Linked DNA regions of Mus musculus: region 2 is linked to region 1. Evidence: chromatin loops called from intact Hi-C (ENCODE). Cell type or tissue: heart. All regions are shown on one strand. Each heading gives the region's core, and the rest is flanking DNA. Links, peaks and the distances in the headings are about the cores only. Region 1 has its middle 4.8 kb from the start of Snrpa1. Region 2 overlaps Pcsk6 (proprotein convertase subtilisin/kexin type 6).

Region 1 (8,337 bases), core at 235-8,234:
ACACATATCAGAAATTGCCATGTGATGAGTGCCCCACAGTGAATACAATATACCTGCAGAGCCTTGGCCTCTGTCTCCAAAGGCTTAAATGCACAAAATCATGTGCATATTTTTTTAAATCATAGCTTACTAATTAATGTACATGCCCACCTGTGTATACGTGATGACCCCTTCAGCCCTAGGCCATCAACTCCAACTGAGGCTGCACCTTCACTAGTGACCATCCCTGGCCTCTCACAGTGCCAAGCCTTAAATGCACGAAATCATATGCGTATTTTTTTTAAATCATAGCTTACTAATTAATGTACATGCCCACCTGTGTATAGGTGCAGGGGAGGCTTCAGCCTAAAATTCCCTGGAGCTGGCCGTTGTGATCCTTTGGACATGTGTGCTAGAAGTCAACCCCTGGTCCTCAGCATGAGCAGAAAACACTCTTAAAAATACTTTTAGAAATTATTTGTTATATCTCTGTGGTTTTGGGCACATGAGTGCAGATACCCACAAAGGCCAGAGGTGCCAGATACTCTGAAGTCGGGGTTACACGTGGTTGCTGGGATCTGAACTCTGGTCCTCTGAAAGAGCTGTACACACTCTCTTACCTGCTGAGTCATGGAATGACTGACCTGAGAAGGAACTTGAACAGCTCACTCTCCTGCCTCCATCTTCATGTGCTAGGATTATTGGAGTGAGTTTATGTAGTGGTGACCCCTTCAGCCCTGGGCCATCAACTCCAACTGAGGCTACACCTTCACCAGTGACCATCCCTGGCCTCTCACAGTGCCAAGCCTCAGCTGCTGTTCGTAATCCCTTTGTGCCTTCAAAACTAGCATCACCTGGGTGATTCTTATACATTACCAAGTCCAGCTGCAGCATGAGGTACAACCTTGACTATCTCTGGAACACATTTTCTTTGGGCTCTCAGAACACACTTCCCAGAAGATTTCACTCCAGTAATGCTGGTCTCTTCTTAGTCACTGCTAATTTCTTTGCTCCAGCTAATCAGTATCATGGGCCAACCAGAAGTCCCTTCTATTCTGGACTCTAAAGGCAGAGCCACATGGGTAAAGCTGCGGAGTTCTGCTGGGGCAGGAGCACGGCCCCCTTCCTCTATTACATCATCACCAACTTTCTGTTTTCAACTCCACTGCCTAATACTTGGCTGTCCTGAAACTTGCTCTGTAGACTGACCTTGAACTCTGAGATCTGCATGGCTCTGTCTCCTGAATGCCAGGATTAAAGGTGTGCACCACCATGCCTGGACCTAAGCTCTTCATGGTGACTATGTCTCAAGATCCAGACCAAAAGCTTGTGTCACCCCATGCCAATTTGACACACAGTCACATCTCCTTATATCCAAATGAAAGCAATAACCTGGTCATAATAGCATAACTATCTGTTGTTCAACTGCAAACACATAAACAATAAATTTAGCTGGGATGGGATCTTGCCCTGAAATTACTACTCCCTTAAACTGTTGATCTTGAGCACAGGATTTAGCTCCATTGCCCTACATGGTGCCAGTTTTCAATATACTTGAACCATATATTTTGTATTTTTCCTTTCTAAGCTTGCTACACATGATCAAAACTCTCTTTGTGAGAGTAAACCAGAGGACAAAGTCTATGCTGGGCTTTTCTGAGACTTCCTTTACCTTACTTAGCCTCTTTACTCTTTCCCCTGGCCTCAGGTAGACTCTTCAGACAAGGGCAAAAAGCAGCAACATTCTTCACCAAAACAGCATAAGAACAATCTCCACAGTTGAAAACACCCTCAGTATCAGTGTCTTCCATATTCCTCCTGGAATGGCTCACTGAGCACTTAATGCAACTCACTGCTTCCAAAGTCCCCAAATCCACATTCCTCCAAACAAAAATGTGTCAGGCCTATCACAGCAATTCCCAAGTCCCTGATATCAGCTTCTGACTTAGTTATGGTTTCCATTGGTATGAAGAGATGATGCCATGAGCATGGTGACTTACAAAGAACAGCCTTTAATTGGGGTTGGTTTACAGGTTCAGGAGTTCAGTCCATTATCATCAGGGCAGGGAAGCACAGCAGCATCCAGGCAGACGCGGGGCTGGAGGAACTGAGAGTTCTACATCTTGTTCCAAAGGCAAAAAGGAGATGACTGTCTTCAGGCAGCTAGAAAGAGGGTCTCAAAACCCACCCTCACAGTGACACACTTCCTCCAATAAGGCTGCACCTCCTAATAGTGCCATTCCCTGGGCCAAGCATCTTCAAACCACCACACCACTCACCCAACACTGATATCGAGAGACCAGATCCTGGGTTTAGACTCCATCTTAGAGAGCCTGACCTAAGGTTGAACTCGAGTTAACTAACAAGTCAGCATCTAGCATTACTCCTAGGTTACTCCCAAACAAGACCAGTTTCCAGGTTATTCTCTCTAACAAGCCTGCCCCTGGCACTTCCTTGTAGCCTTGTTGGAGGACATGTGTCACTGTAGGGCCAGGCTTTATGATCTCCTGTGCTCAAGCTATGCCCACTATGGCACACTCTCCTGTTGCCTGTAAATCAAGATGTAGAACTCTCAGCTCCTTCTCCAGCACCATGTTGCCTGCATGCTGCCATGTTTCTGCCATGGTGATAATGAACTAATCCCGTGGAACTATAAGCCAGCCCCAATTAAATGTTGTCCTTTATAAGAATTGCTGTGGTCGCAGCAATAAAACCCTAACTGAGGCACCATCTGAAAATTAAGTTACCACCATATTCGAAGACCATTCTTTCTATTTAGCTCTTCAAAGCCACTCTTGTCAAAATCAAGTGTCCAAACTCATGAAGCTCAGCTTTTGGACTAGACATTCTGTTCTATGGGTTTACTGGCATAATATCATACTGTCTTAATAATAATACATGCTTTATAAAAGAACACTCAAGCTTCACTTTTTCTCATATCTTTGGTTATTCTTGTTCTTTATAGTTTTTAAATATAAATCTTAGCTACATCTTATATCTAAAAACATTCTTTGGAGATAAGGAGGGGGATGGGGGTGGGTAGGTGGGTATGGGAATCAGGTGTAGGGAGAGCCAGGGAGAGGGCTGGGAGAGTGAAGGAAAATCAGGGTTGAGTGGGGTGGGGTAGGGCATTTCTAGGATGTGCCAGAGATGTGGGACAGGGGAGGCTCTAGGGAGTCTATGAGAGTGACTCTAGCTGAGAATCCTAGTTAGTGGTGAGGGATATGGAACCTGAAGTGGCTGCCTCCTGTGTCCTTCCAGTGGAGGGATAAGGACACCAAGCCACCCACAAAATCTTCCACCCAAAATTTGTCCTGCCTACAAGAAATTCAGGGACCAAGATGGAGTAGAGACTGAGGGAATAGCCAACCAATAACTGACCCAACTTGAGACTCATCCCCTGGGCCAGAACCAATCCAGGACACTATCAACAATACTTGCAGTCAGGAGCCTAGCATAACTGTCCTCTGAGAGGCTCCACTCAGAAGCTGACTAAACATTAGACAGAGCTCAAGGAGTCTTCTGGAAGGACTGAGGGATCTAGAGATAGAGATTCCATAGAAGTCCAATAGAGTCAACTAACCTGGACCCTTGGGTCTCCCAAAGACTGAACAAAGAGCAGACATGGCCTGGACCTAGGCCTTCCGTACATTATGTAGCAGGTGTGCAGCTTGGTCTTCGTGTGGCTCTTCCAACAACTGAGCAGGGGTTGTCCTTGACTCTGTTGCTGCTGGTGGTTCCTGTTCCCCTAACTGGTCTGGCCTTAGTGGGAGAGGACGTGCCTAGTCCTGTGGTGACTTGATGTGCTAGGCGGGGCTGTTGATACCTGGGGGGGGGGGGTGAGGATGGGGGCTCCCCTTCTCAGAGAGGAAGGGGGAATGGGAGGAGGGGCTTTATGAAGGGGGGACTGTGATCAGGATATAAAGTGAATAAATAATTAATAGAAAAAAAAAGAAATGCCTTCTAAAGTGTTTGAGACACTATTATAGTGGACATTATTTCAGAAAATTACTCTCACATTGTTCAGGAAAATATTTTTATGTCATATAACTTTTCTATAATTTTGTCTTGTGATTGTTTAAAAATTACACAAAACAAAACTAACGAATCCCCTCCTCCCCCACACAAATATCCCAAACTATCAACATGATTCCAACTTTCCTTACTTCCAGAATGAACCACTAGGTGGAGTCCTTGGACTAGAGAGCTGTTTTTGTTTTTTGTTTTCTTTTTCCAATTTTTTATTAGGTATTTTCTTCATTTACATTTCAAATGCTATCCCGAAAGTCCCCTATACCCTTCCCCCACCCTGCTCCTCTACCCACCCACTCCCACTTCCTGGCCCTGGTGTTCCCCTGTACTGGGGCATATAAAGTTTGCTAGACCAAGGGGCCTCTTTTCCCAATGATGGCCAACTAGGCTATCTTCTACTACATATGCAGCTAGAGACACGAGCTCTGCAGGTACTGTTTAGTTCATAATGTTGTTCCACCTATAGGGTTGCAGACCCCTTCAGCTCCTTGGGTACTTTCTCTAGCTCCTCCATTGGGGGTCCTGTGTTCTGTCCAATAGCTGACTGTGAGCATCCACTTCTGTGCTTGCCAGGCACTGGCCTAGCCTCACACGAGACTGCTATATCAGGGTCCTTTCAGCAAAATCTTGCTGGTTTTTTTAAGCGCTAGAAATACCTTTAAGTTGGGTAGGTAGATATGAGGAGGTGGGGGGAGGCAGAGGGATCTGAGAGGAGGTGAGGAACAGGAAAGAATATAAAAATATACCATATAAAATTCTCAAAAAGTAAATTTAAAAGAAAGATGTAGGAATATTTTTCTACTATAAAAAGGGGAGCCAGGCATGGTGGCACACGCCTTTAATCCCAGCACTTGGGAGGCAGAGGCAGGTGAATTTCTGAGTTCGAGGCCAGCCTGGTCTACAAAGTGAGTTCCAGGACAGCTGGAGCTACAGAGAGAAACCCTGTCTCAAAAAAAACAAAAAAAACAAAAACAAAAAAAAAAAAAAGGGGGGGGGGGAACTGTGGCAAGCCCTTTGGGTATCTCAGAAGAGTAGGACACTGGACACAGAGTTATTTACAGGGTTAGAACTTGGCCTGGCTTTGCCTTGCTTGTGACTGTGCTCTGGTTCTTTCTTTTCAAATAAGAAAGTATTTATTTTTTATTTTATAGGAGCTCACAGTTGAGAGTATTGATCTTTTACAAGAGACTTGAATTTTTAAAGAGACTAGACATTTTTTAAAGGATTATTTATTTATTTATTTAATGTATATTAGTACACTGTACCTGTCTTCAGACACAGCAAAAGAAGGCATCAGATCCCATTACAGATGGTTGTGAGCCACCATGTGGTTGCTGGGAATTGAACACAGGACCTTTGGAAAGGCAGTCAGTGCTCTTAACCACTGAGCCAGCTCTCCAGCCCCGCGACTGAATTTTTAAAGTGTTTGAATTTATAAAGACTTTGGGACTTTTAGAGTTTTCGATATGTTTTATATTGTAATATCTTGGAGATAACAAGAAAGGAAGTGTTATGCTTACTAAGCTATTGATATGTTTATGTGTCAAGTTGATAAGGAATCAGTTGTGCCTGCTAACTTTGACACAGCTAGAGTCATCTGAGAGGAGGGAACCTCAATTGAGGAAATTCTTCCATAAGATCTGGCTGTAGCTAAGCCTGTTGGTCATTTTCTCAATTAATGATTGATGCAGGAGGACACAATCTATTGTGGGCGGGGGCACCTCTGGACTGGTGGTCCTGTATTCTCTAAAAATTCCAGTTGAACAAGCAAAGAGAAAGCCAGTAAATAGCAATTCTCCAGGGCCTCTGAGTCAGATCCTGCTGCAGAGTCGTACCCTGATTGAGTTCTTGCCCTGGCTTCCTTGGGTGATCAAGAGTGATGAGGAAGTGTAGACAAAATAAACCTGTTGCTCCTCAAGTTGCTTGGCCATGGTGTTTCATGACCATTAGTCACCCTAACTAAAACAGAAATTGTTACCAGGAGTAGGGTGGGTTGCTCTAGCAAACAAATGAGTGACATCAAACCATAAGTAGGTTCTAATAGCCTTATGATGTTTCAAACATTTTTCTTTTTAATTTCATTTACGGTTGCTAAGTTTTCTCAGTCTGAGCACACTGACATTTTAGACTGCATACTTCTTGGCTGTCAAGCCTTTGTGCACACTGTAGGGAGTGTAGTAGCATCCCTGTCTTCTACTCCATAGATGGGAATGACACCCTCCAGCTGTCAAAAACATTTGCAGACATTGTTGAGGATCCCCTGAAAAAGCAAATGAACCTAGTTGAGAACTTTTCTTTTAGGTAATAAGACATTCTTGGCTGTTGCCACTTTGGTTCTTATAGGAACAGGAATCCTATAATAATAGGCTCCATAGGAATGGTAAGAAATGTCTAGTTACTCTTAGTGTGGATATTCTATGTGGTGGTTTAAATGAGAATGGCCTCTATAGGCTCAGATGTTTGAATGCTTGGTCCCCAGTTAATAGAACTTTTTGGGGAGGATTAGGAGACATGGCTTGGCTGGAGGAGGCATGTCACGGGTGTGGGCTTTGAGGTTTCAAAAGCCCATGCTTTCTGTCTCTGTCTCTTTCTCTCTCTGTCTGTCTCTGTCTCTCTGTCTCCCCCTCCCCCGACTCTCTCTCTCTCTCTCTCTCTCTCTCTCTCTCTCTCTCTCGCTCTTGCTCTCGCTGTCTATATAAATCAAGACATAAGCTCTTAACTGCTGCTCAAGTACCATGATTGCATGCTTCCCACTGTGATGATAATAGACTAACCCTCTGAAACCGAAACCGTAAGCAAGATCCCAGTTAACCAACCACTCTATACTATAAGCTGCCTTGGTCGTGATGTCTCTTCAAATCAATGGAACAGTAACTAAGGCAGAAGTTGGTACCAGGAGTGGGGTATTACTATGACAGGCCTGACTATGCTTTTATTTGAAGGAATGTGGAAGACTTTGGACTTTGGACTAGAAAAATGGTTGAACGCTAAGTGGGACTTAATGAGCCATCACAGTAGTATTGAAGATGATCATGCTGAGAGCAATGTAGACTATGGAGGCTTAGCTCAAGAGGTTTCAGAAGGAAATAATATTAGAGACTATTCTTGTGATATTTGGGCAACGAATGTGACTGCTTGTTGGAAAAAAAAAATCTACCAGAGGATAAAATTGAAGTGTTTTTGAATAATGTTAGAAAAGGACATTTTAAGACAATGTAATTCTGACTTTGTCACATCGTTACCAGTGAATACTCTGATGCAGATCTATAGTGAAAAAGAGCAAGTGGAACAACAAGAAATACAAAATGTACAGTTTGAGGAAGGAGAAAAATAGTAGCAAGGAAATGTAATGTTGGAGCCAAGTCTTTTGCTCAAGGAGATGAGAAGTTTAAGAAAGAAATAGCCACTTACCCCTTTACAATCTCACTCCAATAACCCTGCCTTGTCTATGTTGGTGGTGGACTGCTATGGGCGGTTGGTCTGTCCCCTTTTTAAGAGCTATACTCACTCCTTTCCGCTGTCACAGAGCTTCCATGGCTATGCTATTGTACAAGCAGTTCTTGTGGCCATCACTGTGCAAGACAGGCTCAGCAGAGTCCCAGGGAAGCAGAGCCAAGAAACAGCCAGGAAGTTAGTTTGGGGTCTGGACTAACACCAGCCACACTTGGGAGATAGATGACAGTGGTCTTTTCATTTGTCCTATGACAAGTAGGTTATAGGGGAGAAGGGGTCCAGGTGACAGTGCTCCCATAGGGTTCCCCAGACTCTGGTGCACTCATCCCCAACGTTCTGAATCACCTTGGGTCTCTGAAGCATTGCCCATCCCCTGCTTCTCCAGTTTTAGCTGGCGCCCTTTCTTTATCTGCAACTAAAGGATTCTACATACACACTATGGGCTTCACAGGCTGTGGTGAAAATCCCAAGAGGCAGGTAACTCTGTGAGTGCAGGGATTTCAGTAGCCGTGGAGGGGGGAGGTTGTCACCCAGTTAAATGGTACTTGTCAGAGGTAGGTGAATGCCGTCAAGGTCCCCTTTACCTTACTTGGCTTTGGTGGCGCAAAGGGGGTCTTTTTTTTTTTTTTTTTTTTGGTTTTCGAGACAGGGTTTCTCTGTATAGCCCTGGCTGTCCTGGAGCTCACTTTGTAGTCCAGGCTGGCCTCGAACTCAGAAATCCGCCTGCCTCTGCCTCCCGAGTGCTGGGATTAAAGGTGTGCGCCTCCACGCCCAGCACAAAGAGGGTCTCTTATTTTTAAATTTTAAAACTGTGTAGTGTGTGTGTGTGTGTGTATGAGTATTTGTGCAGCACAGCAAACATGTGGAGGTCAG
Region 2 (8,337 bases), core at 331-8,330, 110 kb after region 1:
GAGGTTAAGACAAACCTATATTCTGCCATTATCCCAATAGAGACTATGGTGGATCAACATAAAGCCAGTCTCTTTCAGCCTCCTATGTTATTCTAGATCTCATAACACAGCATTCCAGGTCTTCCCAGAGAGGCAGCCATAGCCATGTGCATGTACCCATGGGCTTCGTAACTGAACTGCCAAGATAAGGCTTCGACAGAGCAGGTTCTCATGTTAGCTCCGTCTCGTAATGCACTGACACTTGGAGGTCTTAACCCCGAAGAGACTTTCCTCTTCAGCCTTGACTAACTTCTAGGCATAGTTAATGACTTGCATGGAAAAGTCTATATTCCACATGGAAACCAGTCTCTACCTGGGTGACTCCCTTACTGCGTCCTCAGAATCTGACCAGGGGAGGGCAGTTAGCAAATGACTAGGAACATTTGCTTTTCTGCTGAAGTCATCTAAAGTAGCCAGTTCTGCTGCTGGCCATAGCAAGCCCGCTCTCCATACCTCACCTTGCCTTCCTATGGAAACAGCAGTGAACCCTCTGCTTCCCTTGCTTGCCTGACTCCTGACGGACCTTGGCGCTTCCCCAGGAGGCCCAGCATGGTGTGATGCAGCCTGTCCTCTTGGGAGATCTGAGTCACATGCTACCTTTTCAATTAGTGGCAGTCATCTGCTCATCAGATGGCCTTGCCAAACCTAAGTAATAACGAAAACCATACTCCCTTTTGATAATCGGGTCTTGTTGATGTCTCGAAGGAAAACAGAAGGGTAGAAAAGTCATATAGCTATTGTTTAGAGCTGAGGTTCTCAACCTTCCCAATGCTGCAACCCTTTAATACAGTTCCTCGTGTTGTGGTGACCCACAACCATTGTTACTTCCTAATGTAAATATCTAACATACAACTCTCAAAGGGGTCGTGACCCACAGACTGGGAAACACTGGTGCAGGAAGGCAATGCCTGCCCTGACTCTTACATTGTCCCCAGACATGGGGAACAGGACAAGGATCAGAAGTGAATTTTCCAGTGACTTGGGAATTCAGCAAAGAGCTGAACGCTTTTGGGATATATTCGGAGACACACGGGACACTCACATATCTACACCACAGGCAAGAACAGCAACCCAAGAGGGTGTGCAGCTGAGAAGGAGAAAGCCAACTCATGCCCGGAGCTGGCCTCTGAAGAAGGCAAGCGGGTAGTGAATGTAAGACATTGAACAGCCATGAAGGGAGGGAGATTGCCCTGGAGCTGTTCATAAGCCTGAGGAACTGCTCGACTGTTTTAGTCCATCCTTCTCAGGGCCATCAGGAAGGAAGGGCCTCCTCAGTGTTTGGGGGATTATCTCTAGAACTCTGACCTGGGCGGCCCAAGATATCAGGAGCCAGGCTCACCTTATCCTCCTGGAGAGGGTGTGGTCACCAGGGTGTCGAACTCCCCCTTCCCAGGAGCTCAGGACTTTCCTAGGAACTTCCAGACCCAGCAGGCAAGCACTTTAGACATGATGTGGGGGGTGAGGGATAGGGAAGTGGGGACCCCTCTTCCTTGACAGCACTGCCTCTCACAGTCACCAAATCTCCCAGGCCTCCTGTGCATTGTAAATCCTTCTGCTTTGACGATTAACTTGGAGCTTAAACAGCTGCCTTAAAATGCTCACAAGCGTCAACTGCTTAACGGAGGCGCTAATGAGGCAGAATTCTGTGACTCAAAATTAACATAATTAACCAATTTATGGGCACAGATTAATTTAGTTGTTATGTACTTAACATTTTTTGTGTTTATGAAAGGAAAAAACAAACCATGATTTAGTTACCCAATCAAAGCCTGGAGTAAAAAAACGCCAACAGAAATGTCTGCTGCTGTTGGCTTCTGCTTCCCAGAGGACAAGTAAAGACAGGAGAGGCTGCCCACAGTCAGGGAGGCCGAGCAGGGGACACTGCTCCAAATGCCCATCAAACTCGGGGTCCTGGGGTCCTCTCCTGCTCTGCATCCTAGAGCCACCATCTCCTGAGCGGCCTGCGGGAGCCAGGAGTTCCTCCAGATAATGGTGTGTCTTAGAAGCAGGGGACCCTGATCTCTGTACCTCAGCGTAACCCTCTTTCCTGCATCATGTTAAATAAGAGCACAGGCTAGGTACTGGCCAAAGGCTATCCCACACTACTGAGCATTCCTGACAGCAAGGTCAGCTTAGGCCTCTACATCTGTGTCCCCAGAGAGCTTCTGTCAGACCCACAGTTCTGAACCTGTGGGTTGTGACCCCTTTTGCGGACAGGGATCACCTAAGACCATCCGAAAACACAGATATTTATATCACAATTCATAACAGTAGCAAAATTACAGTTATGAAGTAGCAGCAAAATAATTTTATCATTAGGGAGTCACCGCAACGCGCAGGACTGTGTGTTATGTATTAAAGGGTTGGGGCATCAGGAAGGCTGAGAAGTACCGACTCACAGCATGCTGAATGCAGAGTGCAGCCAGGAGCAGCTGGCATGCTGAACAGGCTCACCTCCTTGACCCACAGGCTGAGTGAGGCCTCTGCATTCCGCAGACACCTGCAGGATGGGCCTGCCCGGGGGATCTCCACTGGCAGGTAAACTGTGCTGGAAGGGTGCAGCCAAGTCCCCTACTACGTATGCCAGCTGACAGCAGGTGCAACGAGAGACGAGCAGCATCGCCAAACAAAACAAACAGCAAGCCGAGGAGGAGGCCTCTGAGTGTGTCAGATTATTTTAAAATAAAATGAACAATTTGTAAAATGGGACTTAAAAGGAAGGCTCACAAGCAAGAGAGAAGAGAAATGTTAAGTGGCTCAGTGGCAGCTGACCTCAGGGTGTCATTGCTATGCCCTGGCACCAGAGAGCTAGGCTAGAAAAGGCACAAGCCAGCCTTCAGGTCAGCAGGCCTGTGCTTACCTATGCTCTGCCTCTTAGCAGTTACCTGACCCTGGAGGTGACAAGTCACCTCCCCGCTCAGTTCTGTTTCTGACGGTGTGACATGACCACGATGACACCAGTTCACACAATCCTGCTGAGGATCAGATGTAGAGACACAACTTGGTGCTGCAGTCACAACTCAAAGTAGTCAGCAGTGGCTGCTGCTGTTGTACTAATAAAAAGATATCCTAAGGGGGCTGGAGCAAGGAAGTGAAGTGAACACACAGCCTACCTCCCTCCTCTCAGGGTCCAAATTTCCAGGACTTCAAACAAAAGAAGGAAAAGAACAACTCTGGAACAGTCACGCAAGATGTCCCTCAGAATAGAGCACAGAGATGAGATTCGGGTGGCAGGAGAAAGTGCCCTGGAGCAAGTCTGCTTGGAGCGAGCAGTTCCACAGGCTGGGTGCCAGGTCAGCAGGGATCCTACCCAAGCATCCCCCGGGATCGCTGCCTACCTGCAGGAGAGCGAGGAGCAGCACAGGAGTCATTCCGAGATGAACCACGTGAGAGATGGTGGTAGGTCAGAGAGAAGGGATGGTGTCCTGAGATTAGACAGCCCACCCAGTAAGTACCCTTCCAAAGGGACAGGGCCAGTACCTGCCAGGTGACTGATGCTCACTCAGAGACAAGAAATTTATAGGCATAATTGTGAGTGTGCAACCAAACCCAGCGAATATCTGAAGAAATCCAAATTCGAATTGAAAAGTAACACGGTCAGATGTCATGGCTCATGCCTGCAATCCAAGCATTGCTGAACCCAGGGACGAAGGATGGAGAATCTGGAGCCAGCACGGGCCGCACAGCAGGGTTCTGTCTCCAAAGATGGGATAAGAGGGTGAATGCAGGCGGGGGGGTGAGTGGGGCCCTCCAACATAAGTGTCAGTATGCGCAAAACCATGCAAGATGCCACACATAGTATCTGTTAAGAATCACTAGAGCTCTCCTGATTCCAGGAGATGGGAAAGCTACAATTAACTCCATTCTTCCTACTTCAAAAAGCCAAACCCTGAAGAGCGTACAAGAAACAGGAGAGAACTCTGAAAGGCAGAGAGGCAGGCAGGCTGATTCTGACCTTCTTCTGTTAAGATCACTACATAGTAGTGAAATCTTGGGTCTTCCCCACCCCACCTTCCACCTTTTTGTCTCTTCTTCCTTTTAACTCATGTGTGTGGGTGTTTTGCTTGCATGTCTGTCTGTCTGTCTGTGTACTTTATGCATGCAGTGCCTCCAGAATTGAGAAGACGGCATTGTGCCCCAACAGGACTGGAATTAGAGATGGTTGTGAGCCACCATGTAGGTGCTGGGAATCAAACCTGGGTCCTCTGGAAGAGCAGCCAGTGCTCTTAACCCCGGAGCCATTGCTCAAGCCCCATCATATCTTTTGTGGGTGTGGTCTGTGGTTTATTTTGTTTTGTTGTTTTGTGAGAGTCTTTCTGGGGCAGGATAGAAAGATAGACACACACAGGCACATGATGGCAAGAGCAAGGAAGGGTGGGGCTTTCAGTGTCCTTACAGTAGCTGTGGTCTGGAGTCTAACACTCCTCCTCACCCTTGACATCTGCATGAAGCTTTCACCAGCTGAGACTCGAGAATCCCGACACAGCTCACAGAATTTGTTTAAAGCTTTCTTTCTACTTTCCCAACTATAAATCCCACAATTTTGTAGGAATCTCATTAGAAACCCCCTTCGAGTAAAATGTCATATCCTCACCTAGTGGCTTCTGGTTAATCTAAAAAGAACAACAACAAAAAAAAATCTTAGCATCCCTTCAAGATGTAACATGGGAACCACCAAAATAGTGCTCAGCTGCTTAAAGGCGGCTCTCCCTTGAGAATCGACAACCAAGCTCACACAGGACAACCCTTCCCTAAGAGCCCATCCCTGCTTTTGGGTTTGCTGATTCTTTCCCCGGAACCTTTCTATTTTTAATAAACTTTTCCCACATTAGCTTGTCCTGAAAATCCTTTCTTCAGCCTGGCCATCTATGAAGAAGCTGAAGTTGTGTGTGACAGCTTTGGAGACACTGGTGGCCATATGTCCCCTGGGTTCAGGACAGTACAATCTCACATTTGCTTCCTATACAATGAAAAAGGACTCCCTTGCCTTCTTGGGTGACAGTGTGGAACAGTGTCTCTATCACTGCTGCCACTGACATTGCTATGAGTCTCAGGCTGGCCTTGAACTCTCCATCCTCCAGCCCTAGCTTCTTAAGTGCTAGGATTAGAGGCACACATTACTACATTCAGTTTGCTGTCTTCTTTTTTAATCTCATTTATTCCAGAGCTAGAGATGAAGATGATGGCAACCCAGAAATATCACTGGAAATACACAGAAGGAAAAAAAAAGAGGGGGGGGGGCAAAAACTTTGTTTATCCAGTGTAAGCAGCAGGAAAAAGGGCAGCCTAGGAATCCAACAGGAAATGTTCATAAACAACCACCTGACCTCAGCCAACAACAGCACAGGGAAGTTTCAGTACCAGCCCACAAAGTTGGGTGGTCAGCCTGGACCTCCACCCCTGTGAAAAACTAACAAGACCCCACCACCACCACCACCCTAAGCCCAGTGGTGTCAGAAAGCAGTAAGAGGAAAGCAGGACCTCTATCATTCCAGTCACAAGAAGGGCTCTTCTCATGAAGTCATGCAGGCATGAGAAGTCCATTGTTGACCCCCTGCCAGGCAGCATCCAGGTGCTCCCCCCTCCCCCGGTTCTTCCCTGGAGTTGTAATAGGAGATGTGGTGAGGAGTGGTCACAGTAATGAGATACGCCCCCCCCACTCCCCAGTGATATAACTGAATACACACAGAGATAGCGTTTCCATCATGCCCAGGATGGATGGGGAAGAACATGGATGCTCACACACATGTGCCCTAATGAGGCAGTAGCCCTCCCTGCTGGAACTATGGCACAGAGAAAGCTAAGATGGGAGGCTTAAGCAAGACTAAGAGTGTCTACACAAAATGCACAGCTTTCTAGTGAAAATCGCACATCACTCCAAGTACGGCAATGATGCAGCTGTAAAGGAATGCTACAGTGGAGGAACAGACTGACGAGAGGCCATGGTGAGAGTGTCTGTCAGCAATCTCGACACAAGCATGCTTGACACAAATGACAACACATGAACGAACAAGTGGAGATTATCAGCAGAGAGATAGAAGATGGAAGGCACTATCATCAAAATGACAAGCTCAGTAAATGCAAGGCAGGAAGGGAGAAACGCATGGACTGTGAGGCCCACAGGCGAAGGAAAAGAACTACAGCAAAGATCTCATAACGGTCTCACCAGAGCCCATAAAAGGGAGGGCCGGAAAGGTGCTCAAAGTAAAAGCTAAGGTCTATGCAAATATTAAAAGAGATACAAAATTACAGACTTGCTGAGCAGGGCTCCTCGTGACTTTTCTGTATCACAGTTGAGAGCTGAGGCACAACGCTGTCTGGTGGTTCTAATATGTGTATGTTAAGGCCGTTATAAATATTACACAGGGGGAGAAGAGTGAGGTGTAAAGGAAGGTGAGGGGGCCTTAGATAGTTAATTAATTATTCATAGTCTGATCAGTTATATGCATTTTTATACAGTAAAGCAGACCATAGATAAATCAAATTGGAATATAAGCAGCACCTAATCACCCTTCAGGGAGAAGGAGAAAGACAAATAAAATTACAGGAAGCAAGATATTAGATGTCAAGCATGGAGTGAGCAAATTCCGCTGCTGTAGACAAGCTGAGTTCAGTTGCCAGCAGCCACATCAGGAGGCTTACAACATTCTGGAACGCCAGCTCCAAGAAATTTGACAATCTTTTTCAAACTACAGGGGTATTGTACTGCATGTACAAATCCACACAAAGACATATAGATATAGTTTTAAAAATTAAAGATAAAGTGTTAGGCTTAAGCCCTAACAGATCAATAACATATCAGTAACATATCAATAATGACATTAAATATAAAGTGCTCAAAATAAGGTAATTCATGGTCATAGATTGGTAGTGTGGGTTTAAAAATCCATGTTTGGATGTATATTCTTTCTCTACATATATAAATATAACTAATCCAGGCAGGTTCGAAATGAAATGATGGGAAAATAGACCATCCAATTAACCATGAAAGGAGAGCTGAGTAACTATACTAACGTCATAGAAAGTAACATCCAAAGTGGAGGAAGGGACAGAAGATAGAGAGATCGTTTATCGGGCTGGAGAGATGGCCCAGACATTAAAGGCTAGGCTCAAAGAGAGATCTTTTATCAGCAACACTGAATGGTAAAGACTAAGGGATACAATTTTGAGACTTGGATTTGAATTTAAAATCCCTGCATCAGGCAGCTATATAATCACAAGCTCAGAGTGGATAGTGTTACCACCGCTGAGTTGGTACAACACTGCCCTGGTCAATTGTCATGGATATGGGAGGAGCTCATGGGATCCTACCCCTCCCTGCTGAGCTACTGGCTACTGAAACATTCTGGAGAGGGGAGTCACTGTTGCCAGTGGGTGGTTACAAACACAGGATCACAGAGATGTCCCTGGTTAAATTCAATAAACTACAGAACAAAACCAAAAGACATGAATGTGGGAAATGGATTTGTAGGGAAGAGTGTGAGAGAGATGGAGGGTGAGGTGAACAAGAAGGCACTGGGTATATAACTTATTACCAGCCTGCTTGGTCCATCTAATGAAACATTTCAGAGACTTATGATTTTAGTAAATTAAATTTGTTGACAAATATATATATATGTATATATATATATGCATATATACATGTGTGTATATTATATATAATTGTCAGCAAATTTAATATATTAGTATATTATATTAGTATATATTAAATGTATTATTTATATATAATAATATATATTAATAATATACATATATGAGATTAATCAGGATGTATTATATGTATATATGCATATGAAACTCTTAAACAAATTAATTTTAATCTCTAGAAATGTTTCATTAGATGGATCAAACACACTAGTTACAAATGTAGATGTCTACAGGCACCTGGAAGGCAAGATAAGGGGACAAAGTATCCAGTTATTAACAAGACCATGACACAGGTTAGAGAACACTCCCTTGGGCTAGGAAGGGCCACCATGCAGCTGCCAGTGTCTGTGACCATGACGGGTGAGACCGTAAGTGGCCAAAGCTTCAAGTTTTTCAAGAGTAAGCCCAATCACATATTCTTCCTTACATAAAATCCTTTACTTTGTGAATTAAGTTAAAAACAAAATACTGTGAGGCTCAGATCAAACACAAGTGTCTTCACACCAAAGGAAGCTGGCAGGCAGCCACACAGGCCATGCTGAGTTTTGTGAGCCCTACCTAATGCAAGAACTAAACACCAGAAACAGAACCAGAAAGATTTATCCAGTTAGATAGTTTTCTAAGTCTCTTCTAAATAACTCTAGGATTAAA

Evidence for each region. A loop is a pair of places that touch in the nucleus more often than their neighbours do. Peaks named below come from ENCODE experiments on the same cell type or tissue, not always from the same donor. Only the 100,000 strongest peaks of a DNase experiment are listed, where the experiment ranks them.
Region 2: it touches region 1 in a loop (2.3-fold over the local background); 2 of 42 quality-filtered maps call a loop at or near these places.

What each region holds. Positions count from the first base shown.
Region 1 is chr7:66,051,374-66,059,710 of GRCm38, reverse strand. No RefSeq gene overlaps it. Among named protein-coding and RNA genes, the nearest start is that of Snrpa1, 4.8 kb to the left of the region's middle. In heart, for the core only: a CTCF peak has its summit at 4,147 (motif pointing right); no DNase peak of the experiment used is centred there; H3K27me3 peaks cover 1,125 bases.
Region 2 is chr7:65,938,821-65,947,157 of GRCm38, reverse strand. All of the region lies in intron 6 of Pcsk6 (proprotein convertase subtilisin/kexin type 6), which reads right to left. Among named protein-coding and RNA genes, the nearest start is that of Gm51486, 12 kb to the right of the region's middle. In heart, for the core only: no CTCF peak of the experiment used is centred there; no DNase peak of the experiment used is centred there; H3K27ac peaks cover 1,002 bases; H3K27me3 peaks cover 1,902 bases.